Linked DNA regions of Homo sapiens: regions 1 and 2 are each linked to region 3. The links are chromatin contacts, found by Hi-C or POLR2A ChIA-PET in ENCODE. All regions are on one chromosome and are shown on one strand. The core of a region is the stretch at or near the end of the contact, and the rest is flanking DNA. Distances in the headings are between cores, read along the strand shown.

Region 1 (2,700 bases), core at 40-2,539, 350 kb after region 3:
AACGACCACCAGCGCAAATGAACACATGAAGCTGGCTGGGTACTTTGTCCCCACCAGCAGATAGATCCACATCTGTATACTTGAACATAAATGCAGAGGCCTTGGTGTCGGCCTCTGGGGACAGCATCAACAAAACACCAGGTGGAAGCACACACAGAAAAAACACATTCCTGAAACTCCACAGGGACAATCCCAAGAACTCCTCCCTGGTGCTGGAAAATTAAAAACTAAGGAGATGGAGGAGCCAGGGTTCACAGCTCCTTGCCTTAAAACCTCTCTGAGGCTGGGCGCGGTGGCTCACGCCTGTAATCCCAGCACTTTGGGAGGCCGAGGTGGGCGGATCACGAGGTCAGGAGATCGAGACCATCCTGGCTAACACGGTGAAACCCTGTCTCTACTAAAAATACAAAAAAATTAGCCGGGCGTGGTGGCGGGCGCCTGTGGTCCCAGCTACTCGGGAGGCTGAGGCAGGAGAATGGCGTGAACCTGGGAGGCGGAGCTTGCAGTGAGCCGAGATCTCGCCACTGCACTCCAGCCTGGGCGACAGAGACAGACTCCGTCTCAAAAAAAAAACAACAACAAAAAAACCTCTCTGAAACCATGCAAGATATAAATAAACAAATTAATGTAAAGCCACAGAGCTAGCCATAAAAAGAATAAAAGAATCAGACAAACTTTGGAGTCATGGAGACATAAATAGAAAAGAAGCAGAGTTGGGCTGGGCACGGTGGCTCATGCCTGTAATTCCACCACTTTGGGAGGCGGGGGGTGGTGGGGTGGATCACTTGAGGTAAGGAGTTCAAGACCAGCATGGCCAACATGGAGAAACCCCATCTCTACGAAAAATAAAAAATTAGCGGGGTGTGGTGGCACATGCCTGTAATCCCAGGTACTTGGGAGGATGAGGTAGGAGAATTGCTTGAACCCAGGAGGTGGAGGTTGCGGTGAGCCGAGATTGCACGCACCACTGCACTCCAGCCTGGGCAAGAAGAGCAAAACTCCGTCCCAAAAAAAAAAAAAAAAATTAGCCAGGTGTAGTGGCACATTCTTGTAATCCCAGCTACTTGGGAGGCTGAGGCAGGAGAATCGCTTGAATCTGGGAGGTGGAGGTTGCAGTGAGATGAGATCACACCATTGCACTCCAGCCTGGATAACAAGAGTGGAAACTTCGTCGCAAACAAAAAAAGAAAGAAAGAAAGAAAAGAAGCAGAGTTGGACTCAGCGGGAAAATAGGCGTGCTACCACCTCAGGAGAGTTCCAGGGAAGAACCCCACCCCCACTCCAACCATGTCACAATGGCTGGAGCTCTGAGGGGCCCAGGCTCCCTGAGCCAGGAGGAGAGGAGAAAGTCCAAGGAAAGATGGTGAGTGTGGGGGCCAGGGGCCTAGTACTCCCTCCCTATAGCTCCTGGTTGCTCCATTTCCCCTCCTTTCCTAAAACTTAGCTGTCTCAGAGATACCCACAAATAGAATTCATAATGGTGTACCCAGATGTCTCTGGAACCTGTGGCATCATACAGATGCATAGCATCTGAGGCTTCCTCCCCTTCCTCAATCCGAGAGAGCATCCTGGGTCCTTTTTCTCCTCCCAGGAACAACTTACCCAGGGAAACGATGCTCCAGGACTGCTCACTCCTTGCTTCCTGCTCCAGGCCCACATTATAACATCTCACTCATCTTTTAGGCCCTTTCTAGCTCCGAAGAGTTCCTCAGCAAGATAGCCCAACACTGTACAGTCCCACAGGGTCCCAGACCCCATCCTGGCATCTGCCCTGCCCCAGGTCGCCTGGGCTGCGGCTGCTGTCTACCCTGAGCTCCTTTCTCCCTAACAGGCTGGCAGTCACCCCTACTTGAACCCGCCTGACTCCACACACCCATCGCCGCCCTCCGCTCCACCCAGCCTCCGCTGGCACCAGTGCTGCCAGCCCTCTGATGCCACCAATGGCCTGCTGGTGGCCCTGCTGGGTGGGGGCCTGCCTGCTGGCTTCGTGGGCCCCCTTTCTCATATGGCTTACCAGGCTTCCAACCTGCCCTCGCTGGAGCTGCTCATCTGTCGATGCCTCTTCCACCTCCCTATTGCCCTGCTACTTAAACTGCGTGGCGACCCCCTTCTGGGACCTCCTGACATCCGAGGCCGGGCCTACTTCTATGCCCTGCTCAACGTCCTCAGCATTGGATGTGCCTACAGTGCGGTTCAGGTGGTGCCCGCTGGCAACGCTGCCACTGTTCGCAAAGGTTCTTCCACCGTCTGCTCCGCCGTCCTCACCCTCTGCCTTGAGAGCCAGGGTCTCAGTGGCTACGACTGGTGTGGACTGTTGGGCAGCATCCTAGGACTAATCATCATTGTGGGACCTGGACTCTGGACACTACAGGAGGGGATCACGGGTGTCTACACCGCCCTGGGCTATGGGCAGGCTTTCGTGGGAGGACTGGCGCTGTCCCTGGGGCTTCTGGTCTATCGTTCTCTGCACTTTCCCTCCTGCCTCCCAACAGTGGCCTTCCTATCTGGCTTGGTGGGGCTGCTGGGCTCTGTGCCAGGCCTCTTTGTGCTGCAGCCCCCCGTGTTGCCCAGTGATCTCCCGAGTTGGAGTTGTGTGGGGGCAGTGGGGATCCTCGCCTTGGTCTCCTTCACATGTGTGAGCTATGCGGTCACCAAGGCCCACCCTGCCCTGGTGTGCGCTGTCCTGCATTCCGAGGTGGT
Region 2 (2,700 bases), core at 12-2,511, 490 kb before region 3:
ACCTTCAGCCACAGGTGCAGAATGCTCTCATGGCCCAGAGATCCCGGGCGACCTTTTCTCTCGCAGCCCCGGGGACTTCTATCTTCGGTCTCCTCCTCCCCAGACCCGGTCACCCACACAGCCCCGGCAAGCCCCACCACCTCGGGCTCCCCCACAGCCCCGTTCACCCACACAGCCCCAGGGTCCCTTGCAGCCTCGATGGAGCCTGGGGTCCCAGGAGCTCCCAAAGCCTCATTCGCCCCGGCGGCGTCGGCTGTCTCCGCCGCTTGTCTCGTCCCCCATGGCCGCTGACGGCCCTGTGGCCTTTCTGCACTCACACAGCGCGTCTCCCACTCCGAGGGCTTCGCCCGGCGCCTTGCTCCACGGCCTCGGGACGTCCCTGCGCCCCGTCTCTTCCCCCACGGCCGCCGAACCCCCCGCCCCGACCTGCTGGGCCCCACGCAGCGACCCGGCATCTTAGCCGCCTGCTCTCCCCGGCGCAGCCTGGGCAAGGCCCCACGGCGAGTCTCCCGGCTCATAGCTCCAGGGCAGTTCCCTTCCTCCCTACCGCGGCCCTGGGGGATGTCTTAGCACCTCGCTCCCTAAGCTGCTCCACACACGCACTCACACACTCCGCTCCGGCCTTGCAGCCTTTCTCCCTCCGAGCCCCTCACCCATCCCACCCCCGCCCAGTCTCGGGAACCCGCCCCCAGTCCCAGGCCCCCGTAAAGCCTAGACGGCAGAAAAGGTAACTGGGGGGACAAAGCAACAAAGGCTTTCCGAGTCAGATCTCCTCTCCCCCAAGTCCATGACTCTATGCGGCTTCCCAGAATCCCCCCCAGCCCCGGCCCGAGCCCACCTGGCCTAGGGTGAGGCGCGGCTACTGGGAGGCGGGCAACGGGGGCCCCCAACAAGGCCGCGCTTCCGGCCGCCTGCCCAGTCGCCATAGCAACAGGCGCAGGGCGGCTTGGGAGCCTTTGAGGCCCTGAACTATTTAAGGATCCAGGTGTTGCAAGGCGGTAAGTTTTGCAGCCAGTGTCCATGAGGTCGGGGCTGGGACTAGATTAGGGTAGATCTAAGCCTGGGCTTGGGAGTGCAGCTAGCGCAGAAAGATCTGAGGAACTAGAGCAAAAAGCCATGCGGATGGATTGTGGTCGTCAGAGGCTCCCGTAGTCTTTAGCGGCGCTGGCTTCCGCAGGCTCCGCCCTCTCTTGCCCACCCGGAAACAGCCTCGCCCCGCCTACGCGGGACCCAACCGCGGCGACCGGACGTGCACTCCTCCAGTAGCGGCTGCACGTCGTGCCAATGGCCCGCTATGAGGAGGTGAGCGTGTCCGGCTTCGAGGAGTTCCACCGGGCCGTGGAACAGCACAATGGCAAGACCATTTTCGCCTACTTTACGGGTTCTAAGGACGCCGGGGGGAAAAGCTGGTGCCCCGACTGCGTGCAGGGTGAGGCCGGGATTCGGGGGCTGCTGTCCAATGGAAATGGCAGGAAGGTCGAGCCTACGGCCAGAAGGGGGGCTTAGCGGAGGCAGAGTCTTGGTTCCAGACATCCGCGGAGCAATCTGAGCTGTCCCCAAGTCTCCTTCTATTAAATCCTACCCCGCCCTGCCAAGAGCGCTCTTCCTTTTACCACCTTACCCGGATGATCTTGGAATCTAGTTCCTTAAAACTTCTCACTCCCCCAGTACCATTAGTGTCTTACAGGATACGTGAGTTGGTCAGCAAATACATGTGCTTTCCATTGTTACGGGCGCGGTGGTGCAGGGGCAAATCGGGACTGGGATTTGGTCCTTACCCTTAACGTGGCTCTAAGACCAGAAGGGAACACCTGACTTGTGTTGACCTCTTCAGTTAGCTGCAGGTTAAAGTCTGAGTGCTTACCAAGACTGGGGGAAGGGGGAAAGAACACAGTTTATACGTGCCTGATTGTAGAGTTGACGTGCGATTATTTTATCTCAACTTTTTTTAAAGCTGAACCAGTCGTACGAGAGGGGCTGAAGCACATTAGTGAAGGATGTGTGTTCATCTACTGCCAAGTAGGAGAAAAGCCTTAGTAAGTGGCAATGTATAATCTACCTCGCAGACGTGCACAAATTGCATACTTAGGCGGGAAGGGCCTCAGGGACTTACTTACCCAGTTTGTCTTACAAGGTAATGTCTGACAAGTTAAACAATTAGAAGCTATTAAATACAAATTTAAAATGCCCACCTGAATTAAGTAAGGGTAATTCAACGAATTTGGTCTGGTGTAAGCCCAGAACTTAGCTGGCTTTACTTTTATATCTTAGTCACACTTTGAAACTTTGCACAGGGTAATTAGTAGATTAAGCCATAGTCCGCAAGGTTTTTTAAGTGTTTGCAAGAACAGTGATTACTAAAAAATTAAATGTAGGACTATGTCAAATATTAAGCAAACTGTAATAAACCAAGTAAATTTTTTTCATGATCACTTTTTCTTTTCGAATAGTTGGAAAGATCCAAATAATGACTTCAGAAAAAACTTGAAAGTAACAGCAGTGCCTACACTACTTAAGTATGGAACAGTAAGTATCTTTAAATATGCTGGGCCTGTAATTCACTGTCAGAACTCTTTTAACTTGCTGTGGATCCAGATTTGAAAAGATCTTGACATTTCATCTCAATTCCATTGTTGTTCAGAGTGCTGCTGAAAGTCCATTCCTATGGCCAATCCCAATAAACTGATAATGTAAATATCT
Region 3 (2,765 bases), core at 253-2,752:
GGGTGTGGCAGGCCAGGATGGTCTTGGGAAATGCAACATTTGGGCATGAAAACAGAAATGCCTGTCCTTGCCGAGGTCCGTGGGCACAGGCCCGGGGGTGAAGCCCTAGCCAGAGACCCGCCCTTCTCTCCCCAGCACTTCCCTGCCCGACTCCTGTATCAGAACCAAATGGTTTTCTGTCTTCTCGACAAGATCACAAGGTTCTTTGAAGCCAAGCACAACCAGAGGGTCCTGGGGGGTGGGGGTGGGGGGGCACCATATGCCCATAGCGTGGCAGCTCTTCCCTGTGCCAGAAGCACAGAAATGAAGGGACCCTGCCTTCAGGAACAGCACAGTTAGGAGGAAAATAAGGCTGGGCACGGTGGCTCATGCTTGTAATCCCAGCACCTTGGGAGGCTGAGGCGGGCAGATGGCGAGGTCAGGAGATCGAGACCAGCGTGGCCAACATGGTGAAACCCCGTCTCTACTAAAAATACAAAAAAGTTAATCGGGCATGGTGGCGCACACCTGTAGTCCCAGCTACTCTGGAGACTGAGGCAGGAGAATGGCTTGAACCCGGGAGGCTGAGTTAGCGGTGAGCCGAGATGACACCATTGCACTCCAGCCTGGGCAACAAGAGCGAAACTCCATCTCAAAACATAAATAAATAAATAAGAGGAAAATATACAGGTTCACAAGCATGGAGTGAGTGGGACCCCAGAAATAAGGTGTCCAGGGAGGGTTTTCTGGAGAAATGGTGCCTCAGCCACCCCTGGAAGAGCCTCAGTCCAGAACCTCACCCTCCAGAGTTTCCACCTACACACCTGCCTGTCAAAAGACAGCAAACTCCAGGAGAGCCACTTGCCACAAGTATATAGGATCTAATATGTTTGTTTGTTTTCATATAAAATTAATTTCAAATTAAATATTCCTGGATGATGAGGAGTTACCGAATGGGTACAAGGTACATTTGTTTGGGTGATGGAGATTCTAAAAGCCCTGAGTTCACCACTCCACAATCTATGCATGTCACAAAATTACACTTGTTTCCCATAAATTTATAAAAATAAATAAAGCTGGGCCGGGTGCCGTGGCTCACGCCTGTAATCCCAGCACTTTGGGAGGTTGAGGTGGGTGGATCGCCTGAGGTCAAGAGTTCGAGATCAGCCTGGCCAACATGGCGAAACCCCATCTCCACTAAAAATACAAAAAAAAAAAATTAGCCGGGCACGGTGGCGGGCGCCTGTAATTCCAGCTACTCAGAAGGCTGAGGCAGGAGAATCGCTTGAACCCGGGAGGTGGAGGTTGCAGTGAGCCGAGATTGCGCCATTGCGCTCCAGCCAGGGCAACAAGAGCGAGACGCGGATCTTTTGAGCCCAGGAGTTCAAGGCTGCAGTGAGCCATGATTGAGGCACTGCATTCCAGCCTGGGCGACAGAGCCAGGCTCATCTCAAAAACTAAAAATAAAGAAATTCTGACACATGCTACACCATGGATAAACCTTGAAGACATTATGCTGAGTGAAATAACCCAGTCACACAGGGACAAATATTGCATAATCCCACTACCTAAGGTAGTCAGATTCATAGAGACAAAAAGTAGAATGGTGTGGTCGCCAGGGGGAGGGGTTGGTGGGCGGGGAATGGGGAGTTGCTGTTCCATGGATTTAGAGTCTCAGTTTCACAAGATGAAAAGAGTTCTGGCCGGGCGCGGTGGCTCACGCCGGTAATCCCAGCACTTTGGGAGGCCGAGGAGGGCGGATCACGAGATCAAGAAATCCAGACCATCCTTCCTGGCCAACATGGTGAAACCACGTCTCTACTAAAAATACAAAAATTAGCTGGGCGTGGTGGCGGGCGCCTGTAGTCCCAGCTACTCAGGAGGCTGAGGCAGGAGAATCGCTTGAACCCAGGAAGCGGAGGTTGCAGTGAGCCGAGATCACACCACTGCACTCCAGCCTGGCGACAAAGCGAGATTCTCTCTCCAAAAAAAAAAAAAAAAAGATGAAAAGAGTTCCATGGATGGTTGCACAGCAATGAATGTGCCGCGTGCAACAGAAACGCATACTTAAAAACGGTTAAATTTTATGTGGTGTGTATTTTACCACAATTTTTTATGTAAAAGGCAAAGTTTTAAAAATTACTGCAATCAGTATTAAACCTCATTTCATATTTCTAGTTTACTCTTTCGCCCTTAGGAAGTTGGGTTTTTTTCTTTTTTCTCTTATGTTCCCAACATCAGGATAGCAGCGCCACCGTGTGGTCACAGCTGCAGGTGCCAGTCTGAAAGAAGAGAGACTCCCCTGCACCCCAACTATTTTTTAATACAGGTTGAGCGACCCTAATCCCAAAATCCAAAATCCGAAAGGCACCAAAATCCAAAATTTTCTGAGCCACAAGTGGAAAATGTCACACCTGACCTCATGTGACAGGTTTCAGTCAAAATGCCATCGAAACTGTTTCATGCACAAAATCATTTAAGATAATATATAAAATTACCTTCATAGCCTGGACAACATAGCAAGACCCTGTCTCTACAAAAAATTTAAAAATTAGCCAGGACTGGTGTTGCACGCCTGTACTCCCAACGACTCGGGAGGCTGAGGCAGGAAGATCACTTGAGGTCAATCAATCTGCATTATACTTCTAAGTAGCTGAAGTGAAACATTAAACAGTAAAGAGATCATTCTTACATAGCTAAGAGTATTCAATTATTCAGCTCCTGAGAACTATTTGGCTACACTTACTTATTATCTTTCTTTTGCCAACTGGTAAGACATCCTAGCC

The links. A loop is a pair of places that touch in the nucleus more often than their neighbours do. ChIA-PET counts read pairs that join two places held with the same protein, here RNA polymerase II (POLR2A). Pooled maps may share reads with other maps.
Region 1: a loop to region 3 is called in a pooled map, with 5 times the contacts of the local background. The contact joins the promoter of SLC35G6 here to the enhancer-like site in region 3. A Hi-C loop is called at or near these places in 1 of 37 single-sample maps with no recorded cell type and 3 of 50 pooled maps. POLR2A ChIA-PET finds 5 or more read pairs at or near these places in 1 of 52 experiments (T-cell).
Region 2: a pooled map shows a loop between it and region 3 (4-fold over the local background). The contact joins the promoter of TXNDC17 here to the enhancer-like site in region 3. A Hi-C loop is called at or near these places in 1 of 168 maps with a recorded cell type or tissue (naive thymus-derived CD4-positive, alpha-beta T cell), 3 of 37 single-sample maps with no recorded cell type and 7 of 50 pooled maps.

Annotation. Positions count from the first base shown.
Region 1 is chr17:7,480,157-7,482,856 of GRCh38, forward strand. SLC35G6 (solute carrier family 35 member G6) reads left to right here and starts at 1,290. Exons shown (of 2, transcript NM_001102614.2): 1 at 1,290-1,363; 2 at 1,832-2,700. The coding sequence starts at 1,361. It also overlaps a transcript of ZBTB4 not described here.
Region 2 is chr17:6,639,799-6,642,498 of GRCh38, forward strand. TXNDC17 (thioredoxin domain containing 17) reads left to right here and starts at 1,262. Exons shown (of 4, transcript NM_032731.4): 1 at 1,262-1,429; 2 at 1,955-2,036; 3 at 2,451-2,526. The coding sequence starts at 1,285. It overlaps KIAA0753, which reads right to left and starts at 913. Exons shown (of 19, transcript NM_014804.3): 1 at 839-913. LOC122526780 reads right to left here and starts at 518. Exons shown (of 1, transcript NM_001396008.1): 1 at 1-518. The coding sequence starts at 518. RefSeq lists enhancers at 440-1,321, 1,452-1,721, 1,922-1,981.
Region 3 is chr17:7,134,194-7,136,958 of GRCh38, forward strand. All of the region lies in intron 1 of LOC105371512 (a long non-coding RNA gene), which reads left to right. Among named protein-coding and RNA genes, the nearest start is that of ASGR2, 21 kb to the left of the region's middle. Within about 2 kb of position 1,503, at least 2 of the 41 ENCODE cell types and tissues checked have a DNase peak (open chromatin) inside an H3K27ac peak, as active enhancers do.